Linked DNA regions of Homo sapiens: region 1 is linked to region 2. Evidence: chromatin contacts called from ENCODE Hi-C or POLR2A ChIA-PET data. All regions are on one chromosome and are shown on one strand. The core of a region is the stretch at or near the end of the contact, and the rest is flanking DNA. Distances in the headings are between cores, read along the strand shown.

Evidence for each region. Hi-C counts contacts between places; a loop is a spot of excess contacts on that map. ChIA-PET counts read pairs that join two places held with the same protein, here RNA polymerase II (POLR2A). Pooled maps may share reads with other maps.
Region 1: a loop to region 2 is called in a pooled map, with 2.2 times the contacts of the local background. The contact joins two enhancer-like sites. A Hi-C loop is called at or near these places in 2 of 37 single-sample maps with no recorded cell type and 4 of 50 pooled maps. POLR2A ChIA-PET finds 5 or more read pairs at or near these places in 1 of 52 experiments (activated CD4-positive, alpha-beta T cell).

The regions. Positions count from the first base shown.
Region 1 is chr7:108,500,845-108,507,088 of GRCh38, reverse strand. PNPLA8 (patatin like domain 8, phospholipase A2) reads left to right here. Exons shown (of 11, transcript NM_001256007.3): 5 at 4,447-4,598. Among named protein-coding and RNA genes, the nearest start is that of PNPLA8, 22 kb to the left of the region's middle. Within about 2 kb of position 3,593, at least 4 of the 41 ENCODE cell types and tissues checked have a DNase peak (open chromatin) inside an H3K27ac peak, as active enhancers do.
Region 2 is chr7:108,307,171-108,313,663 of GRCh38, reverse strand. It overlaps NRCAM (neuronal cell adhesion molecule), which reads left to right. Exons shown (of 33, transcript NM_001037132.4): 3 at 933-999. Among named protein-coding and RNA genes, the nearest start is that of NRCAM, 150 kb to the left of the region's middle. RefSeq lists a silencer at 4,425-4,719. Within about 2 kb of position 1,988, at least 3 of the 41 ENCODE cell types and tissues checked have a DNase peak (open chromatin) inside an H3K27ac peak, as active enhancers do.

The sequences.
Region 1 (6,244 bases), core at 2,344-4,843, 190 kb before region 2:
TTACAGGCGTGAGCCACCGCTCCCAGCCTCACCGAGCCTGTTTCTATGATCTATTTTCTCCCCTTCTCTTTTTTAAAATGCTGAATTTGTCACAAGGATTCATACATCCTTTGGGTTTATTAAAAAACTTTTTATAAAAATATTATATATAGAGAACAACACAAATCGTAAGTTTACAGTTCCATGATTTTTCACACATGAAATACATCTATATAACCACCACCCTGAATGAGAAACAATCTTATGAACACTCCAAATACTGTTCCCAAAAAGGTTGATCAGTTTTTCAGAATTCTAGCAGCATAATTTAGTTGTGCCTCTTTTTGCATGTTCTATGAATTATACAGCATGTGTTCTTATATGTCTGGTTTTTTTTTTCACTCAATATTATGTTTGTGAGAACCTTCTATATTGTTGGGTATACTTTTCATTTTTCCCTCTATTGCTAGACATTTGGATGGTTTGCAGTTTGGGAATATTTAGTAGTAGTACTTCTGGGTTATATCTTTTGGAAAACATAGGTCTTCGTTTCTTTGGAGTATATACCTAAGAGTACTATTGCTGCTCACAGAGTGAGCATATTTGTAACGTTAGTAGATACTGCCAAATGGTTTTGCATAGTGCTTGTGCCAATTTATTCTTTCACCAGAATTCTATGAGGCCTCTGTGTTCTACTTTCTCTCCAACACTTTATTTTGTAATTTTTTTTTTGAGACTGAGTGTCGCTCTGTTGTCCAGGCTGGAGTGCAGTGGTGCGATCTCGGCTTGCTGCAACCTCCGCCTCCTGGGTTCAAGCAGTTCTCCTGCCTCAGCCTCCCGAGTAGCTGGGATTACAGGTGCGCACCACCACACCCTGCTAATTTTTGGTTTTTTAGTAGAGACGGGGTTTCACCCTGTTGGTCAGGCTGGTCTCCAACTCCTGACCTCAAGTAATCTGCCCACTTCGGCCTCCCAAAGTATTGGGATTACAGCCGTGAGCCACTGTGCCCAACCTTTTTAAATCTTTTTAATTTGAGCAGTTTTGTTGGGTGTTAAGTGATACTAAATTATGGTTTTAATTTTTTATTTCATTGATAGCTATGATATTCAGCATCTTTTCCAGGGTTTATTGGCCATGTTTATACTTCCTTGTGAAGTACCTATTCCAGATCTTGCCTATTTTTCCATTGGGTTCACCAACTTTTTCTTCATTATTTGTAGAATTTTAAAAATATATTACGGTTGTAACTCACTTGTCATATGTGCGGTATGTATGTGTATGTCTTACAAATCGTTCTCCTATTCCGTGGCTGACCTTCTCACTCTTGTGTTTTTTGATGAACAGATATTCTTAATTTTGTCCAATTTATAAATACTTTTCTTTATAGTTAGTATTTTGTGTCCTGTTTAAGAAATCTTTGCCTATCCTAAAGTCATAAAAGTATTTTTGGCCAGGCGCCGTGGCTCAGGCCTCTAATCCTAGCACTTCGGGAGGCTGAGGTGGGCAGATCACGAGATCAAGCGATCAAGACCATCCTGGCCAACGTGGTGAAACCTCGTCTCTACTAAAAATACAAAAATTAGCTGGGCTTGGTGGCGTGCGCCTGTAGTTCCAGCTACTTGGGAGGCTGAGGCAGGAGAATGGCTTGAACCTGGGAGGCGGAGGTTGCGGTGAGCTGAGATCACGCCGCTGCACTCCAGCCTGGCAACAGAGTGAGACTCCGTCTCAAAAAAAAAAAAAAAAAAAAAAAAAAAAATATATATATATATATATATATATATATATATATATATATATATATATATATAAATTTTCTTGTGTTTTCTTCTGAAACCTTGCTTTGCCTTTTACTCTTCTATCTAGTATTCATCTAGAATAGATTTGGTTGTGTGGTGTGTGTCAGAAGTCCTGACTTTTAAAAAATACACTTATCCAGTTGACTCAGCACCATTTATTGAAAAGACCTTTATCATAAATGAGATGTATATATGGATCTGTTTCTAGACACAGTATTTTTCATTTATGTATTTTTTGAGATGGAGTTTCGCTCTTGTTGCCCAGGCTGGAGTGCAATGTGCAATCTTGGCTCACCACAACCTCTGCCTCCCAGGTTAAAATGATTCTCCTGCCTCAGCCTCCCTAGTAGCTGGGATTACAGGCATGCACCACCATGCCCAGCTAGTTTTGTATTTTTAGTAGAGATGGGGTTTCCCCATGTTGGTCAGGCTGGTCTCGAACTCCCAACCTCAGGTGATCCACCCACCTCGGCTTCCCAAAGTGCTGGGATTACAGGCGTGAGTCACCATGCCCAGCCAGACACAGTATTTTGTTCCACTGGTATATTTGTGTGTGGTTGTGCTGATAGTGCACTGGCTCAATTTTTGCAGCTGTATAAACCTAGGTAGTATAAATCCTCCAACCTTGTTCTTCTCAATGTTGTTGGCATGGCTATTCTTGACATGTTATATTTCTATATGAATTTTAGAATCACCTTATCTACAAAAAAATTTTTAAAAGAGAAAAACATGGTGGGATTGCAGTGAATATGTGGAACAATTTAGGGTGAATTGGGTCTTTGTTGAGTTTCCAAGCCATGACATATGGCATATTTTTTCAATTATTCGGGTCATCTTTATTTTCCTCCTGTGTTTTAAAAATTTTCAGTGTTGGGTGTCTTTTACATCTTCCATTGGAATGATTTTATTTAACTAATTCATAGGTATCTGATATATTTTGATAATTTTATTTTGTTATTTTTATTTCAACATGTTTTTGTGGTAATTCTAATATGAACATCAATTCTTGGTTTTTGTAATTCGGTACTGGATTCACATACGTTATAGTTTTTCTGGATGCTGGACATTGTAAGTTTAAAAAATTGCATAAGCTCTAGATTATATCAAATTATATCTTTTTCTGGGGTTTATTTGTTCTTCTGTTTGGCATTTGAGTGGAGCCCTGATAGCCTTAATTCAGTTAGGGTCAAATCTGGATCAAGGCTGTATTACAGTTTGGGTAAGACCTCTAGTTTGCCCTGATTTTTGGGCATATTCTTCCAGGGTGTGTTCACTTAACCACCATCTCATTGGGTCCTAAAATCTCAAGAATACAAAGCCTTCCACTCTGATTTTCAGAGGTCTTCGGCTTACCTTTTGCCTTCCACACCTCATGATTTTAGAATTCAGCAAATGTCTTGAGGTAAAGCCAACCATGTGTTTGAAGCCCTTCAGGTCTTCCATTTTTTTCACTCCAAACCCCTTAGATGCTAAACGATCAGCTGGTTTCTCTGTCCTTTATTTGGGGCCCTCTGTCTGAGTCAGACTCACTTTTTTGGTCCTTTACTTTTTCCTGGAATCAGCAAATGCCTCAAGGGAAGAAAAGCTATAGTTTACCAGCTCACTTCCTAGCAATTACTCCTTCTCCAGATTCTTGGCTCCATCTGTTCTTGTTGCTTCAGCAGCTCTCTGTCTGATGCCTTTAAACAGATGGTACTTTTCTTGTATTTCATCAAGATTTTCTTGTTGTTGATGTGAGCGTTGATCTGTAACAGAGTATTTCATCTTAACCGGAAATGGAAATTTGCATTATTCTCCACCATTGCTCAAGTTCCTCTAGTGGGGCCTCACAGCTCAATATTAGGGGAAAAAATATTGAGAAAGAATTTAGAGTATTTCAGGTTGATTGATCATAAAAAAGAAACAAAATGAGTGATACCTAGGAAAATTGTTTGATTTACAGAAGGTTGCACAGCAGAATTATAGCTGCCACTCAGCCATTCCATTAAACCTGCGGTACTGACTATGTAAGATGCTTCTGTGTACAGAAGCTAGAGAATCTTTGGTAAGCAACATAGAACTCTAGGATTTAAGCTCTTGTCTGTGATCAACAATATGATGTTGAGTGCTTAGAATCTTGAAGTCTCAGGTTTATTTAAACTGATTATTTAATTGTAGTGGCCTGCTTTTACCTTCTCACCTCAGTTACCTTTGTTAACATTTGTTTGTATTCTTTTATGAGGCAACCTTGAATCCCATATGCAATGTATACAAGATGGTTCATTATTTCTTTTTAATAACAGTTTAACTTCTAGTAGTTACTGTGAATCAGTTTTAGCCTCTTAATCTCAGGATTTGGACTAAATATTATACAAAATTTATAATGTTAACCTTTTGTTATAATAATTTGTAAATTTCTATAAATTATATTTTCTCTAGTTAAGTATTACATCTTTTAATGAAAACTTTTGAATATTGGTTAATTTTTGTCCTCAATATTAGAACAAATGTAATCTAGAAAATTGACATTAATATATCAAAAACTAATCTGTCTTATAAGATTACTGAGAAAGTAATGAACACTGTCACCTTGGTTGTCATGTGGTGAACTGCATGTATTGGTTAATAATAATCATACATTTTCAGTCTTGATTTGACAAAAGCAACAAAGTATCTTTTCTCTCAATATAGGAAAGAATTATTCCATATTTATTACGACTGAGACAAATTAAGGATGAAACTCTTCAGGCTGCAGTTAGAGAAATTTTGGCCCTAATTGGCTATGTGGATCCAGTGAAAGGGAGAGGAATCCGAATTCTCTCAATTGATGGTGGAGGAACAAGGTAAGGCTAGGAACATGATTCTTTTTTTTTTTTTTTTTTTTTTTTTTTGAGATGGAGTTTCCCTCTGTTGCCCAGGCTGGAGTGCAGTGGCACAATCTCAGCTCACTGCAACCTCTGCCTCCCAGGTTCAAGCGATTCTCCTGCCTCACCCTCTCAAGTAGCTGGATTTACAGGCTCCCGCCACCATACCCGGCTAATTTTTGTAGTTTTAGTGGAGACAGGGTTTCACCATATTGGCCAGGTTGGTCTCAAACTCCTGACGCCAGGTGATCTGCCTGCCTTGGCCTCCCAAAGTGCTAGGATTACAGGCGCGAGCCACTGCGCCCAGCTGGAACATGATTCTTAAAAACTACAGATTCAATTCAGCTTTAGGAATTAAAAAAAAAAAGATTTGATATAAATAAAATCAAATTTTTAAAATAAAACATGAAATTGTTTTAATTAATACTTTATTAATCTAAGTGCTACTCTGACATATACTTCAGTTCTTTGGTTTGATTTGGTATTTATATTTTTGTATTTGATTTGATTTGATTTTAGTATTTATATTTTTATATTTGGCCTTTTTAGACCTTTTTGGTAGTTCAGAAGCTTATCAACCATTATTCTCATAAAACCTTGACAGTGTTTTATAATTTTAGCTTTCATTTATTATTTTATTTTTTTGGAGACAGAGTCTTGCTCTGTCGCCCAGGCTGGAGTGCAGTGGTGCGATCTCAGATCACTGCAACCTCTGCCTCCCAAGTTCAAGCGATTCTCCTGTCTCAGTCTCCGAAGCAGCTGGGATTATAGGTGTCCACCACCATGCCTGGCTAATTTTTTGTGTTGTAAGTAGAGACGGGATTTCACCATGTTGTCTAGGCTGGTCTTGAACTCCTGACCTCAGGTAAACCACCTGCCTTGGCCTCCCAAAGTGCTGTGATTACAGGCGTGAGCCACCGCGCCCAGCCAGCTTTCTTTTATTACACTTATCTTACCCATATATATCAACTAGTTACTTGATAAAGTGATGGTTACAAAATGAGGCTATATTAACTTCCTGACTTCTGATGTCTTCACTTGGAGATGCCAGTTCTGGTGCCATATAAGAAATAAATTCTTTCTTTGTTCAGAAGGAGATAATTTCACTATTAAGCTCTATTTTTACTACTGGCAATCCATCCATGCTTCCTACTCAGTCTTTGTTTATCTAGTTCCTTCCAACTTGTTGGTTAGATTTTTTGGCTTGGTTTTTCAAACCTTTTCCCCAAAATCTTCTAGCTTGTTCTCTAGTTCCCTGCCATCTCTACTGTTACCTTGTAATTCATAGTACATGCCCTGCCTATTGTTCTTAGGTTTAGCTTACCTCTCTGATTTTGCTTTTTGGTATAACCAACTTGCCAACCACTCTTCTGTATGTTCAAGTACTACCCTGTATCTTTTTGTTAAATTCCTTGGTTCTGTATTCACCCGAGTCCTTTATACTTTGACATCAATATGAAGGAAGGAATAAGTACTGAGAGAAGGAAGCTAACCTCAGATGGTGGCAGTGGAAGGCAGGAGGAAGGAAAAATGTACCAGTAACTTTTTTTTTTTTGAGACGGAGTTTTGCTCTGGTTGTCCGGGCTGGAGTGCAGTGACGTGATCTCGGCTCACTGCAACCTCCA
Region 2 (6,493 bases), core at 739-3,238:
TGTAATTAACATTTTTTGCAACTTAATGCAGGGAATATTTTATAACACATACATAAGCAAAACCAGCTGAGATTATTAAGCATCTTTTATTAACGGAATAATTTTGTGTTTCATAGTTGTCCTAATATTTGAGTGCAGTCCAGAGTTCCTGAATTGACACTTGTTTCTCTTCTCTGAAGGGTTTTTCAGAGGTTGATAGTACGACTTCTGTTTCCAGAAATCCAAAGTTCAAAAAGACACAAATCCTCCCTTAGAAACCTTGGGTGTCACTGAATTGGTTGTTTAAAAAATGAAACTTAATGTGCTCAGCTGTGATTGTTCTACTCGCCATCCTTCCTCTCTTTCTCTGGCTAATTCTCAGCTGGACTATTTGCAAAGGAAACATTGAGGCTGACGAGAGGAGAGTTGGAGACTGCAGAACTTGGGAGCTGTCCACTGCTCTGCCTTTGTCACAGCCCAGGTGGAACTCACTCCTCAAATCTTGGTTGTTCCCAGCTTCTTTTTATGACCCTTGTTGAAAACCTGGGGCCTTTCAAACATAACCTAAAAAATTTCTATGCTACCAAATAAAAAAATTTAAATAATAATAATAATAAGCCCATAGCAAAGTATTTTATCCACACTGTATAGATACATTACAAAAACACCTTTATTCCTCTAAACTGAAAAGAGGAATCAGACGTGATTCTCTAGGCTGGAATCCTTTAATGGGATGTCCACCAGAGTTCTGGTCACTTCTCTGCTGTCACTTTTGATTGAAGCCAGCAGAGATATGTTTTGGCAAATCTAGTCATGATTTGTCTTCCTTGCAGGGCTCTCTCTTTAATTGTGTTTCCCATAAGAGAGCCAGTTGGAGTTAATATATTGACACTCTGCTGTGATTGATGACAATCAATGTCGTGTTAACGTTTCTCCCATTTTTTAACCCACAGAGCAATGCTAAGAAGACGTTTGGTTTAAAGAATTAAAAGGAAGAACAACTTAAGAGCTTCTTCAAAGGTAAGAGTTTGTCTTCTCAAAACATTTGAATTCGTAGTTAAAGATGAGAATTATAATATTAAATAATGTGATTATGTAATATTATTGCCATATTTAATACTTTTCAATCCAGAGAGTATGATAAAAGACAGAGAGTAGAAACATAGATGCAAAAACATTAATCATACCAATGTCAAAGAAGATAGATCAAATACATAGGGAAGTAAACCAGCCCTCATGTCCTTTCATAGTAATAAGATTTTTGTTTAAGTAAATCATGAATCATAAAGCCCAGAAAATAGAGAGCAGAGGCAAAGCACTGCTAGTAAAAATGTTTATAAAGGGACTAAAGATTAAAAATTATAGGGAATCATTTACAAGAAAATAATTTTCTTTTTGATTCAATAATATATCAAAAGTCTCCTGAGGGTATACCATCCATTAGTGATTTTTCTTGTCTCACAATGGAGTCCAAAGAATAAAAATATCTCCTTTGAAAGTTTAAATGTTACTTTGAAATGTGATTTCTGCTTTGTAAATTCCTTCCCCATTTCTTATTTCCTACCCCGCTGTCCGCCCCATTCTTATTTATGCCATTCAGCATTATCAGCTCTAGAATGGACCCTGTTAGGCCTATGATGCCTTCTGAAAGGCCATCTATTATAGTACTGAACTTGATGAAAAAATAATCTTACTTGGAGATCTGGAACACAGTTCAGAGAACTGTATCTCAACCAATAATAGCTTTTTTAAGGAATTATGAGAGCACGATTGTTCAGACATTCAGTTCTTTACCTTGTTGATTTCATTTAACAAATAAACTCATGGATTTTAGTTAAGGAAAGAAGATTGTATACAAGATTTTGAGATAGTAAAATCCTTTGAGCATGTTGTCTCTTGTTACTGAGAATTCTTAGGCTGATCCATTGAGATGTCCTTTTGTAATTGAAAGGAAATGATTCATGCCTCAGCTGAATTTGCTTCCATTGTGTTGTATTGAAACTGACTTCATATGACTAGTTCTTACAGTGTTTCAAAATACCATCAGAAATCCCCAAATTAGTAGACTGGAAACTAAGAATGTTGCTTTGTAAATCAAATAGCACAAATTTTGTTCTGCTTGAACAGTCCCTGAAAAGTGAAAATTAGCAGAGACTAGCAAAATTGATGTTAGGTAATTATGACCAACACCAAAATAGCCTTAATTTTGTACAAATGGCTCTTTTAAGAGAAAGCTCCCTTTGTTGAAGCAAAATGACCTATTTTATATAGTTTTTATGTACCCCTCTCCTCTACAAGTGTCCTTGTTTCATAAAGAACACCTGCAAGGTAAAGCAATGTGATAGTAAGTACCATCCATTCTGACAGGGACATATACCAAATTACAGTTGTTAGAAACTAGGAGTTACTAGTAATGGTATTAAGTATGGTGGCTTACCAGTACAATACTAGTATCAGCAGTAAGGTATGGAAAATTCTTTCGTAGATAATATATTGTCTGATATCTATAAGGTAGTAAGACACTGAGGGCGGGAGTTTATTTGTAAAAATGGTGTTTTCTGGTGAGCAGGGAAAACAGCGGCCACTGTGAGGAAGTACATGGTGCCCTTTTAAGGTGGAAACGCTTGGCTCAACAGCAGGTGCTCTCCCACTTCCTAGCCCACTCTCAGGTAGTTCTAAGGGAGTTTTTCTGGCTGGATGCATTATTTTTTCTTTCTTCCATCGTGTGAAGGGTACTCGATTGAAAATCTCTGTCTTCTAGAGCAACAAGTGAAAAGGCTCGATTCTTCTTTTCTCAATACACACTTCTTGTTGGTCTTTCTGGCTAGCCTTTTGTTAATTGGCTCAAGAGAGCTTTTAGTTGTCAGGTCCTATGAGAGCCACTAAAATGTCTCATTTTTTGGTTTCGTGAATGGTTGAATCTTGTCAAAACTAAATACTGAGTCTTCCCAATTTGTTTCCCTGGCCTCACAAAGACTGACTGAAACTTCCCAAAATTCTAAAGCACACTTATACTCAGAATGTCCCTAGGCTATTCAAGTATTTGGCCTCTGACATTAGAATAAATAAGTTTTTTTCGTAGCTACTTAGAGTTTTCAGTAGTTTTTCCCACATTCACTGGCATGCTGTGATGTTCAGAAAAATGCATGCAGCCAGAATTGTGGACTGTGGTTTGCAAACTCTCAGGCCCATCCCACATCCTTCTGTTTGGGAAGTGCCCTCTGTCTGCCCTTATCCAGTGTCACACATAAAAACTGCTCACGTTTGCCATTAACCCTAATGTGTACATTCTCTCCCTGGGAAATCTGTCTTCTACCTGCATTGAAAACCTTGAGCTAAAATGCAAGGCTGCTAGTGGTGGCATTTTGATAATCAACCAGAGTGAGGAGAGAGGATACCTCTGAAATCACTTCGTAAAATGAGTTTTCTGCTGGCCACATTCGTGTAAGTTTGGTCCTAGTAGTAACCATAAGGAGTCTGAGGAAGAAGAATGCCCAGGCTGCACCTTAAAGCATGTTCCCATTTGGCAGCAAGCTGTGTATGAAGAATAACCTGACAAGGTGCTGGAGTCATTTACTGACTGTTTTTGTGGATGACTTGAAATTTGTTCTTTCCCTTGGACTTTACAATACCGAGTTGTTAAAGTTATATGTACATCTTAGGAGAAGGGTAGTTACATCCTGAATAGATAATAGTAAAACTGGTAAGAGTAAAAAGACTTTTATCTTATAATTAAGTTGATTTGTAAAAGTGAACCTGTATTTTATTACAAAATCCTAATAGTTATACAATTTTAATGCTATTTATTTATTTAATTTATTTCTTTCTTGAGATGGAGTCTCACTTGTCACCCAGGTTGCAGTGCAATGGCGCGATCTCTGCTCACTGCAAACTCCACCTCCCGGGTTCAAGTGATTCTCATCCCTCAGCCTCCTGAGTAGCTACAATTACAGATGCATACCAACATGCCTGGCTACTTTTTGCATTTTTAATAGAGACAGGGTTTCACCATGTTGGCCAGGCTGGTCTTGAGCTCCTGGCCTCAAGTGATCTGCCTGCCTTGGCCTCACAAAGTACTGGAATTACAGGCATGAGCCACCATGCCTGGCCAATTTTTAATACAATTTAACAGTAAAGACAGCTATCAAAATTTTGTCCTACAGGATCATTTTAAGGCTGAGTTTAGTTGATACCAGTCAAATCAAGAAGACCCAGCACCCACAGAAAGAATACTTGCCCCATGAAGCTGAAGATTAAAAGCTCATGAATAAAGCAGTTACTCTGGGATGCCTAGAACTTATAAAAACCAAGACAGGGATCTAACTCCAAGTAAAAAATATTTACCTCTTTATTGTTTTATACCAGTAAAGTTTGATTCAATATGTAGTCATCTGGAAAACTAGAACAATCTTTTCTTATACAAATTAACTTCCTCCCTCTTCATTGTGACATAGCATGAAGGCAAGGCACAGATTTCAACTAAGTGACATCTCTTGAAACATTAGCATACTTGGACAGTCCCTCTATTGTGATCGTGATGAACTTTTTCACAGAATGACTACTTACCACTGAAATGCAGCATTCCTGGAAGCTGAATGACAATGCAGTGAAGAACATTCTGTTCTTTCAACCCAGGCGACTGCTCAGCTTTCCATTTCCACATGAAGTCTGAGCAGTGCTCTCTGTCCTGGGGTCAGATGGAAGCATATTAAATTCAATGTGCAACATTTCTGTAGGGAGGCTAAATTATACATTTCCTGATATTTATCTCTGAGTTTTATTCACATCCGTGATTGAGATGCCTTTATTGATTAGGCATCTCATTTCTGCCTCTTGCATCCTGTCCTCATTATTCTTATGGGACACAGCCATTTTTCTCTGGACATCTCACCTTATCCCCCTTCTCACCACTCCCACCACTCTGGGCTGCTCAGTTTGATAGCTGTTTCTGAAGGCTCAGAAAGAGCAGTTGAAATGTGTTTGAAGAAAGACATCAGCATTTTCTCTTGGGAGATAGCTGGGTAAGGATAATGCCATAGTGAGACAATGATGAAAACAGTGGCATTATGTTTTTGTGGCAGCAATAATTGGTGCTAGTAGTCAGTAGAAGGAATCCTGCAACTTTTATGTGTTCCCCCCTCTCCTCCCATTGTAGCCTAGTGGGGAGAAATATCTGGTTTGAAACTGGAAATAAAAAACTGCCTGAGTCACTCCAGTACATGAAATGTAGAGCACTTAGCATTTATACACCAAAGGGCTAATGCGTGACCTTTGCAAATAGCTTCTTGCATATACTTACTGGATTTGATTTCTTTTCCTTGCTGTACTTTTGGCTTGTAGTTCTTAACTGTTTTCTGGGATTATTAGAATCAGAACTCGTGATGAAATAAGTCTAGATTCGTGACCCATAGACTTTAATTTTGAGGTTCACCAAAATGACCAGAACAGTGCCACCAAAAGGCAGGGGCACTGCCCTGTGGCTCTTGTTCCCAGCAAGTACAACCTCTATTAAAATAATTCTCACCCTGAGAGGAAGCTTATTCCAAATGAAAGTTATAAATGGCATCCCTTATTCATTGAGTTAGGATCTTTGTATTCAGCATTCTTATCACCAGAATCATCATTTATTGAACTTTAATTGTGCAACATAACCTAATGGGTGAGATACTCCAAGTATGGACAATTGGAAGTGAGACACAGCAGGAATACTGGAAGGCCTCAGGTGTTCAGGTCCACATGGTACTCTATACAAAGGTAGACATGTGTGCCTAGGTTCTGCGGGTATTTTATCATGTCTCTTCCTTCCAGCATCTGGCCATTTCATCCCTGGCTGCTTTTGGAGGGAGTCGAATCCTGACAGGAGGGTTATCTAGGGAACTACCCAGGAGGAAAATGAAACCCAGTGTGGAGCAGGAGGCCAGGACCAGGCCCCTGCTGGTAATGCAGTATGTTGCTGTCACAACTGACTGCATACACAAATAGATGCTTGGGTTTTTTTTTTTTTGCTTTGCTTTGTTTTCTTTTATTTTGCCTTTCATGACAGCATTCATTTTGTAAGGCAAAGAAAAAAATCTCTTGGATGGATTCAAGTTTTCATATCTGCAGAAGGCATTTCTACAGCTATTGTCAAACTTAGCTGGTCTGTAAAGATTCTTTGTTTCTGGTTGACTGTTGCAGAAAGCAAGTTCATAAACTACCACGAATACAGGAGAGAATGATTTCTATTGAAAGAGTCGAGTAGGATATGGTGCATGGAGCCAGTCCTGAAAAGGGTTTTGTTTCTTGTAGCATGGTGGAAATTCACATTCACATTGCTGCTCTGTGCTCTTTAGCATGCTACAGTGAAACAATGGGCATGCCAGCCGTTATAGCAGTGTTGATTAATGCATTCCTTGAATGTGTTGATTAATGTGTTCCTGGGATGCCTCCTTAAGCCGCCACTGCACCTGAGGTGTGTTGGATATGCCTTCTCCCCGGCTGCTGCTTCGCTCACATGAGCCCTTTTACACATGGG